Regions from separate parts of the Homo sapiens genome. Here region 1 is linked to region 2. Evidence: chromatin loops called from intact Hi-C (ENCODE). Cell type or tissue: HCT116. All regions are shown on one strand.

Region 1 (4,000 bases), 390 kb before region 2:
CATCTCTGCCTTCCCGATGTCAGGTGTTTACAGATGAACTAGCCTGCAGATCATAACAAAAGTAGTGATTCATTAAGAGAAATAGATACATTTCAAACCAAAGTGTCAGGGAAACAGGAGCATAGGAGAGCCAGGGTTACACCATTTTAAAATTGACTCCATCGTGAAACAAGCAAGACCCATTCCTTGCCAGTCATGACCCATGTTCATAAGACGTTTACAGTTGAGAAAACAACTTAAAGATACCTGCAAGGACGCACTCCTACAACAACGGAAAGTCCAGATGTTCCAGTATCCATAACAATATGTGCTTTCAAGATAATTATAGTTGTCTTGATGGACATTTTTGATTGTAGTCATTTTGTTGGATGTATACATTAAAATGCCAAGGATAACTTTCCTTAAATCAAAAAGTGCTAAATTTTGTCATGCTGTTAGTCCACCAGCATGTAGACAAATCTTAGCCTTTACATAGATAAGTCCCCTCTGTAAGAAAAACTTAGAGATGAGGTATTTCTCCTCTTGCTTTCTGAGGATGCCCTGCTCGGTAACCGAGTAGCTTTCACTAAAACTACTTCTTCTCAGTGCCCTCTGCGACTCTCCTTGAATTCCTTCCCGTGTGAGATCCAAGAACCCTCTCTTGGGGTCTGGATCAAGACCCCCTTTTCTGGCAACAAAAGTAATTAATAGACTTAGATTGTTTGATAATCTAAGTAATTAAAAGGAGTGAATCATATAAATACATTGGGAAAGTTTTAATTTCTCAATTATTTAACATGAAACACTGACATACAGGAAGAAAATGTAAAACTCCTAATACACCCCTACAATAGGGACAGCAACAATAAATTGGCTAATGTACCATCCACTCAAATACCATTTAAAATTAGTCACTTTACAAGAAGGCTTACAGCTTATATATAAGAGGAACATAGAGGCTTCCCCAAAATTGACAATAATCCTAAAAATATACATGGCATTTTTACAATGTTTAAATTGTTTAAAGTACCCACACAAAAAAAATTAATCTTGTAGAGGAGAGACTGAATTATTTCCACAGTCTCTTTGAAGAAAATAAAATAATAAAATTGTTATCATGACTAGATGATCAAAGAAGTTACAGAAAAAAATGTAGAGAAAAATTATTATAGAGCCATATCATGCAGTTAATATTGTGCTACTTTTCTAGATTTTATGTTTTGTGATTTTTGCCAGCTAAAGTTTATTTCATCTCTCATTATAAAAGAAAAAACTCTTTCTAGCCTAATTCTGTATTTCTGACTTTGCATTCTTTCTCTTAGGGTATATGATTGATACCCTAAATCGTATAAACTTCAGGCCCCACAAATCTGGACTTGCTCCATCCTGTTCCCCTGGCTTCCTGGGTTCCAGCCATATTAGATACCCTCTGTGCCCATTGCTTGGGAAAGTGCTGCACACAGGAGTGCCAGAAACATATTGTAAATGAATGAATGAATGACTCAAAAACTGGAATGCTGGACTATTAACTACACAAAAACATAAATTTTGTCTGTTTTATTTGTTGCGACATTCCCACATCCAGAACAGTGCCTGACACACAGCAGGTGCACATTAAGTATTTTTTAAAATGAATCCAAGCCTGGTCAACTGCAGACAATGTTTCTTTCCATTCTCTCCAGTTATTCCCAGTTTGTTACAAAGCACTTTCCAACATCCTCTCCACAGCTCTGAGAGGTGTCATTTTTACTTTAGAGTTAAGGATAAGTGAAGGATCAGAGAAGGAGGCCCCAGATCACTCTGTCAACGGCAGAGCTAAAGTTCAAACGCAGATCTCTGGAGCCAGAAAGCCTCTGGGGCCATGGCCCTCCCAGTAAGATGCGCCACAACGGGAAAGCTGATGGTGAGTGAGCCAGTCCTGCAACCCGGAACGGGCTGATTCACGGAAGGATTGCTCTGTATGGACACTAGGTGGCGGCCACACACAGCGTAATTACCGTAGTCTTCGATGGCGCGCGTACGAAATCTAAACAAGTTTGTCAGAAGCCCAACTTTGAACCCTCAGTTTCATCTGTTTGCAACTGTCCTGCTTTTGCTTCCTTGGGTCACAGTTTTCTCCGCTGTCGAATGGAAATATTAACACGTACTCACTGGTCAGGTCTGTTACAATGCCTGTGCATTGTAGGTGTTCAACAAACATAAGTTCTTCTTCTGACAGCGACCAAGGTAATCTGCAGCTATGTGAGATTCTTCTTAGCCCTGCACATTGGCCAGAGAATGCTTTCCAGAAGGAATGAGAGGGAAATTCCCTCTCCGCATCCTAATCCTTATATGTTACCTTATATGGAAAGAAAGGCAGGTGAAAGTCTTTAGAGATGTGATTAAGTTAAGAATCTTGACATGCGGAGATTATCCTGGGTTATCCAGGTGGGCCCTAAATGCAATCATGTGATTCCTTATAAGAGGTAGACAGAGGGAGATTTAACACTCACAGAGCAAAAGGCTATGAGAAGACAGAGACAGAAACTGAAGTTATGCAGCCTAAGTCAAGGACTGCCAGCAGCCACGAGAAACTGGAAGAGGCAAGGAAGGAATTCTCTCTTAGAGTCAGCAGGGAGTACAGTCTGGCCAACACCTTGATTTTGATCCAGTGAAACTGACCTCAGCCCAGTGAAATAGGAGCTGTCCCCATGACCTGGGGAGGGTTTGGGCAAAACAAAGCAGGGTGGCAGAGACAGGAGAGAACTGGGCCTCAAGATATGCTGGGAGCAGGGATGGGTGTGCATTACTGGGATCACCAGATTCTGTGTCTGCCTACTTACTGGAGAGATAACAGAGGTGTTGTCCTAGAGTTGCCTTCACACACATTAGAGACTGTCTTGCCCCAGACCCTGCCAGAAGGAGGGAGCAGGGATCCTATGAGCCTGACATCACTGCTTCCTCTCTTCATGGCACCACTCCCCCACTGTGGCTGATCAGAAGAGCAACATCATATAATAGTAAGAGCCCTGCTTAGACAGAAGACAGGCCTGAGATTCAATGCCACTGCTGCCATTTACTCATTGTGCTTTTTTGGGGGGCAACTTAGCTCCACTAAACTTCAGTTCCTTCATCCATAAAGTGGAGATTTAATATCACCCTTGCAGAGATGTTGAGTGTGTTCAGTGCACTAAGATCTTTACAGCGCCGTGTGTGGTGCTGGTATTTAGGGCAGATGATTACTAATGATAATGAATAGTTTACATGACACATAGTTGTTGTTAGATGACAAGCACGGTTGTGTTTTCCATGGATTTACTCATTTATTCCTCACAAAAACCCCAGGAGATAGGCAATACTATTATCCCCATTCTACGGATGATAAAATCAAGGCATAGAGAGTTTAATGACTTGCCCAAGGGCACACAATCAGTATATTGTAGAGCTGGGATTTGGACACAGGCAGTGAGGCTCCAGGCTGTACTTACGATCACTAAACTATCCTGACTTTAAAAATGGTAGCTGTTGGCCAGGCGCAGTGGCTCAGGCCTGTAATCCCAGCACTTTGGGAGGCCAAGGCAGGCAGATCACCTGCGGTCGGGAATTCGAAACCAGTCTGACCAACATGGAGAAACCCCGTCTCTACTAAAAATACAAAATCAGCTGGGTGTGGTGGCGCACGCCTGTAATCCCAGCTACCTGGGAGGCAGAGGCAGGAGAATCGCTTAAACACGGGAGGTGGAGGTTGCGGTGAGCTGAGATCATGCCATTGCACACCAGCCTGGGCAACAACAGCGAAACTCCATCTCAAAAAAAAAAAGGTAGCTGTCCATTGCGGCACTATTTACAATAGCAAAGACATGGAACCAACCCAAATGCACATCAATGGAACCAACCCAAATGCACAATAAAGAAAATGTGGTACATATATACAGTGGAGTGCTATGCAACCATAAAATCGAATGAGATCATGTTCTTTGCAGGGACATGGATGAAGCTAGAAGCCATCATCCTCAGCAAACTAACACAGGAACAGAAAACC
Region 2 (4,000 bases):
AGCCCAGCAGTTTAAGACCAACCAGAGCAACACAGTGAGACCCCCATCTCTACAAAAAATTAAAAAATCAGCTGGGCATGGTGGTGCATACCTGTGGTCCCAGCTACTCAGGAGGCTGAGGCGGGAGGATCACTTGAGCCCAGGAGGTCAAGGCTGCAGTGAGCAGTGATCGTGCCAATGCACTACAGCCTGGGTGACATAGTGAGACTCTGTTTCAAAAAAAGAAAGAAGAAAGAAAGAAAAGAAGGAAGGAAGGAAGGAGAGAGAGAGAGAGAAAGAAAGAGAGAGAAAGAAGAAAAGAAAAAAAGAAAGAGAAGAAAGAAAAAGAAAGGAAAGAAAGAAAGGAAGAAAGAAAGAAAAGAAAGAGAAAGGAAGGAAGAAAGAAAACATTCTGAGAACAATCTTCATGGCTGACCCTGGGTATGGCCAAAAGTGTGAACATGAAATGAGAATGGAAGAAGACTGGGAAAGGCAGAAAGAACCTTCTGGGCTGGGAAAGCCAGCCCTGTATCTGGGAGGCACACAGGCCCTCCGTATCTATCTCCTCCCTCATCTGCAGCCCCTTCCCCTGGGCCCCCCTGATTCTCCACCGCAGCCCTGGCACCTGGTGCTCTAAGAAGCTCTTCTCCGGTACATCTGCTCTTGGGTTTGGGGCCAGGGGTCCAGGCATTTGTCCTCTCACTGTCCACCTCATGGGACAGGCAGGGAATGTGAGGTCCAGGCCTGACCCAACTTCCCTGTCCTGGGGCCTGGACTCTTCCTAAGGACCCAGGACAGAGTCCTGCAGAGGGAAGAGGAAGGAGAAGGCTGAGGGTGCAGAAAGAGCCAACAGCAAGCCTTCAGCCCTCAGCCAGCTAGGGTCATACACAGAGGTAGGGGACAGGGCCCCAGAAGTCTGAGGTCCCTGAGATCAGAGAATCGCAGTGCAGGCTGTAACCCGCAGCCCCGGCAGGAGAGGGTTCTCCCCTCTGTAGCTGTGTCCCCTCCGTCAGTGCTGCCCCAGTTTCCCCAGCTCAGGAGAGGCACCCTCCACTCATTGCTCAAGCAGAAGCCTCAAAGTCACTCTCAACTCCACCTTCACCCCCAAATCCAGTCGGGTCCCCCTCTTCAATGTCTCCCCTTTTATTCACTTAGTCAACAAATGAATCTTAGTTTGGGAGGCCGAGGCAGGCAGATCACTTGAGGTCAGGAGTTTGAGACCAGCCTGGCCAACATGGCAAAACCCCGTCTCTACTAAAAATACAAAAATTAGCCGGGCGTGGTGGCGGGCGCCTGTAATCCCAGCTACTCGGGAGGCTGAGGCATGAGAATCACGAACCCCGGGAGGCAGAGGTTGCAGTGAGTGGAGATCGTGCCACTGCACTCCAGCCTGGGTGACAGAGTGAAACTTTGTCTCAAAGAAAGAGACAGAGAGGGAGGAAGGGAGGGAGGGAGGGGGAGAGGGGGAGGGGGGAGAGAGCGGGAGGGAGGGAGGGAGAGACAGAGAGAGGGAGGGAGGGAGGAGTAGGAGGAGAGAGGGAGGGAGGGAGAGAGAGAGAGGGGGGGAGAGAAAGAGAGAGGGAGAGAGGGGGAGAGAGAGAGAATCGCAGGCGCAGGTTCCCCTTTCCCACCGGAATGGATTTTTTGGTCAAATCCGTCAGAAGGCGACCTCTGCTGGCGAGTTTTTAAAACTGCAATCCCTCCGGTCGCCTTAAAGGACCAAGAACAAGATCCCGCCAGCTGCATAAAATCAGAAGCTGGGCCCGGCGCGGTGGCTCACGCCTGTGATCCCGGCACTTTGGGAGGCCGAGGCGGGCGGATCACGAGGTCGGGAGATCGAGACCGTCCTGGCTAACACGGTGAAACCCCGTCTCTATTGAAAATAAAAATAAAAAAAGATACTAGCCGGGCGTGGTGGCGGCGCCTGTGGTCCCAGGCCCGGGAATGGCGTGAACCCGGGAGGCGGAGCTTGCAGGGAGCCGAGATCGCGCCACTGCACTTCGCCCGGGCGACAGAGCGGGACTCCGTCTCAAAAAAAAAAAAAAAAGAAAATCAGTCAGAAACTGGTGGGGCACGGTGGCTGACGCCTGTAATCCCAGCACTTTGGGAGGCCAAGGCGGGCGGATCAAGAGTTCAAGACCAGCCTGACCAACATGGAGAAACCCCGTCTCTACTAAAAATACAAAATTAGCCGGGCATGGTGGCACATGGCTGTAATCCCAGCTACTCAGGAGGCTGAGGCAGGAGAGTCGCTTGAACCCGGGAGGCGGAGGTTGCGGTGAGCCGAGATTGCGCCATTGCGCTCCAGCCTGGGCAACAGGAGCGAAACTACGTGTCAAAAAAAAAAAAAAAATCTGAAACTACGCCCCACCCCTCACTCATTCTACAGATGAGGCTATTGTGACTCACCTAGAATTAAGCTCTGGTCTCCTCCACCACTGCCCCTGCCGGCCTCCCAGCAATTGTTTTCCACAGCTGCACAACACCCTCTGGAAGGATGCTGCCATGCTGCCTGGCTTGCGCCTACCTCAGGCTTCGGCACTCCTGACACCCCAGAGTAGCCCCTACCCTCCCTCCCTAGCTGGGTGGGAAAACTATGCCCCATCCTGGGCTGGACTTTCCATCCGCTGCACCCCTGGATTCCTATCCTAAAGTCTGGCATCCATTTGCCATCCACACACCTGGAAGCTGCTCACCTGCCCAGTTTCTCCCGCTTGGGTAAAGGGACTATTCCTGGATCTGTATCATGTGCAGATGGCCCCAGCCTCCCCCCATCTCCAACCCCCAGCATGCCTTAGGCTGTCATTATTCTTCTCACGGGACAGGGCCAAGAAGAGGAAAGGAGGTCCCAGGTGTGGTCTGAGCAGAGCAGAGGGGGCTGTCACCTCCCTTGAGCTGCACGTAAGACTTCTATTGATGCAACACAAGATAGCATTTAATTTTTGTTGTTGTTATTGTTCCTTTTTTTTTCTCTTTTCCTTTTTTTTTTTTCTTTGAGCCGGAGTCTTGCTCTGTTGCCCAGGCTGGAGTGCAATGGCGCAGTCTAGGCTCACTGCAACCTCTGCCTCCCAAGTTCAAGCGATTCTCCTGCCTCAGCCTCCTGAGTAGTTGGAACTGCAGGCACGTGCCACCACACTCTGCTAATTTTTGTCTTTTTAGTAGAGGCAGGGTTTCACCGTTTTGGCCAGGCTGGTCTCAAACCCCTGACCTCGTGATCCTCCTGCCTCAGCCTCCCAAAGTGCTGGGATTACAGGTGTGAGCCACCGCTCCCAGCCTTTTTTTTTTTTTTTTTTTTTTCATTTTTTAAAGTAATTTTTAATTTGTGGTTATATAATAGCAGGGTTACAGATTCCTGGAAAGTTAAAATGTTTCAGTTTAGTCTAAAGTCCCCTTTGGGGGCCCGGTGCAGTGACTCACGCCTGTAATCCCAGCACTTTGGGAGGCCGCAGCAGGCAGATCACCTGAGGTCAGGAGTTTGAGACCAGCCTGGCCAACATGGTGAAACCGAAACCCTGTCTCTACTAAAATAAAATACAAAAATTAGCTAGGCGTGGTGGCGGGTGCCTGTAATCCCAGCTACCTGGGAGGCTGAGGCAGGAGAATCACTTGAACCTGGGAGACAGAGGTTGCAGTGAGCTGAGACTCTGTCTCAAAAAAAAAAAAGAAAATTAAAGTCCCCTTTGATCACTCCTCATTTTCCTTTTTGTCCCCTGCCCCTCTCTACACACACAATAACAAAAGTAACCACTGTTGTCAATTCGACATTTACCTTTCCAGATTTTCCCTGTAGATGTGTATGTGGTAAATACACACTCCCCAAACTAATATGTAGAATTTATGGGAGGCTGAGGCGGGCAGATCACGAGGTCAGGAGTTCGAGACCAGCCTGACCAACATGGTGAAACCCCGTCTCTACCACAAATACAAAAATTAGCTGGGTGTGGTGTCACACGCCTGTAATCCCAGATACTCAGGAGGCTGAGGCAGGAGAATTGCTTGAACCTGGGAGCCGGAGGTTGCA

Evidence for each region. Hi-C counts contacts between places; a loop is a spot of excess contacts. Peaks named below come from ENCODE experiments on the same cell type or tissue, not always from the same donor. Only the 100,000 strongest peaks of a DNase experiment are listed, where the experiment ranks them.
Region 1: a loop joins it to region 2, with 10 times the contacts of the local background. A loop is called at or near these places in 74 of 110 quality-filtered maps.

What each region holds. Positions count from the first base shown.
Region 1 is chr20:1,211,058-1,215,057 of GRCh38, reverse strand. No RefSeq gene overlaps it. Among named protein-coding and RNA genes, the nearest start is that of C20orf202, 9.6 kb to the right of the region's middle. In HCT116, a CTCF peak has its summit at 1,945 (motif pointing right); a DNase peak (open chromatin) is centred at 1,937; H3K4me3 peaks cover 766 bases.
Region 2 is chr20:816,821-820,820 of GRCh38, reverse strand. No RefSeq gene overlaps it. Among named protein-coding and RNA genes, the nearest start is that of FAM110A, 15 kb to the left of the region's middle. RefSeq lists a silencer at 3,062-3,238. In HCT116, a CTCF peak has its summit at 1,672 (motif pointing left); DNase peaks (open chromatin) are centred at 1,650 and 2,380; H3K4me3 peaks cover 1,181 bases; H3K27ac peaks cover 673 bases.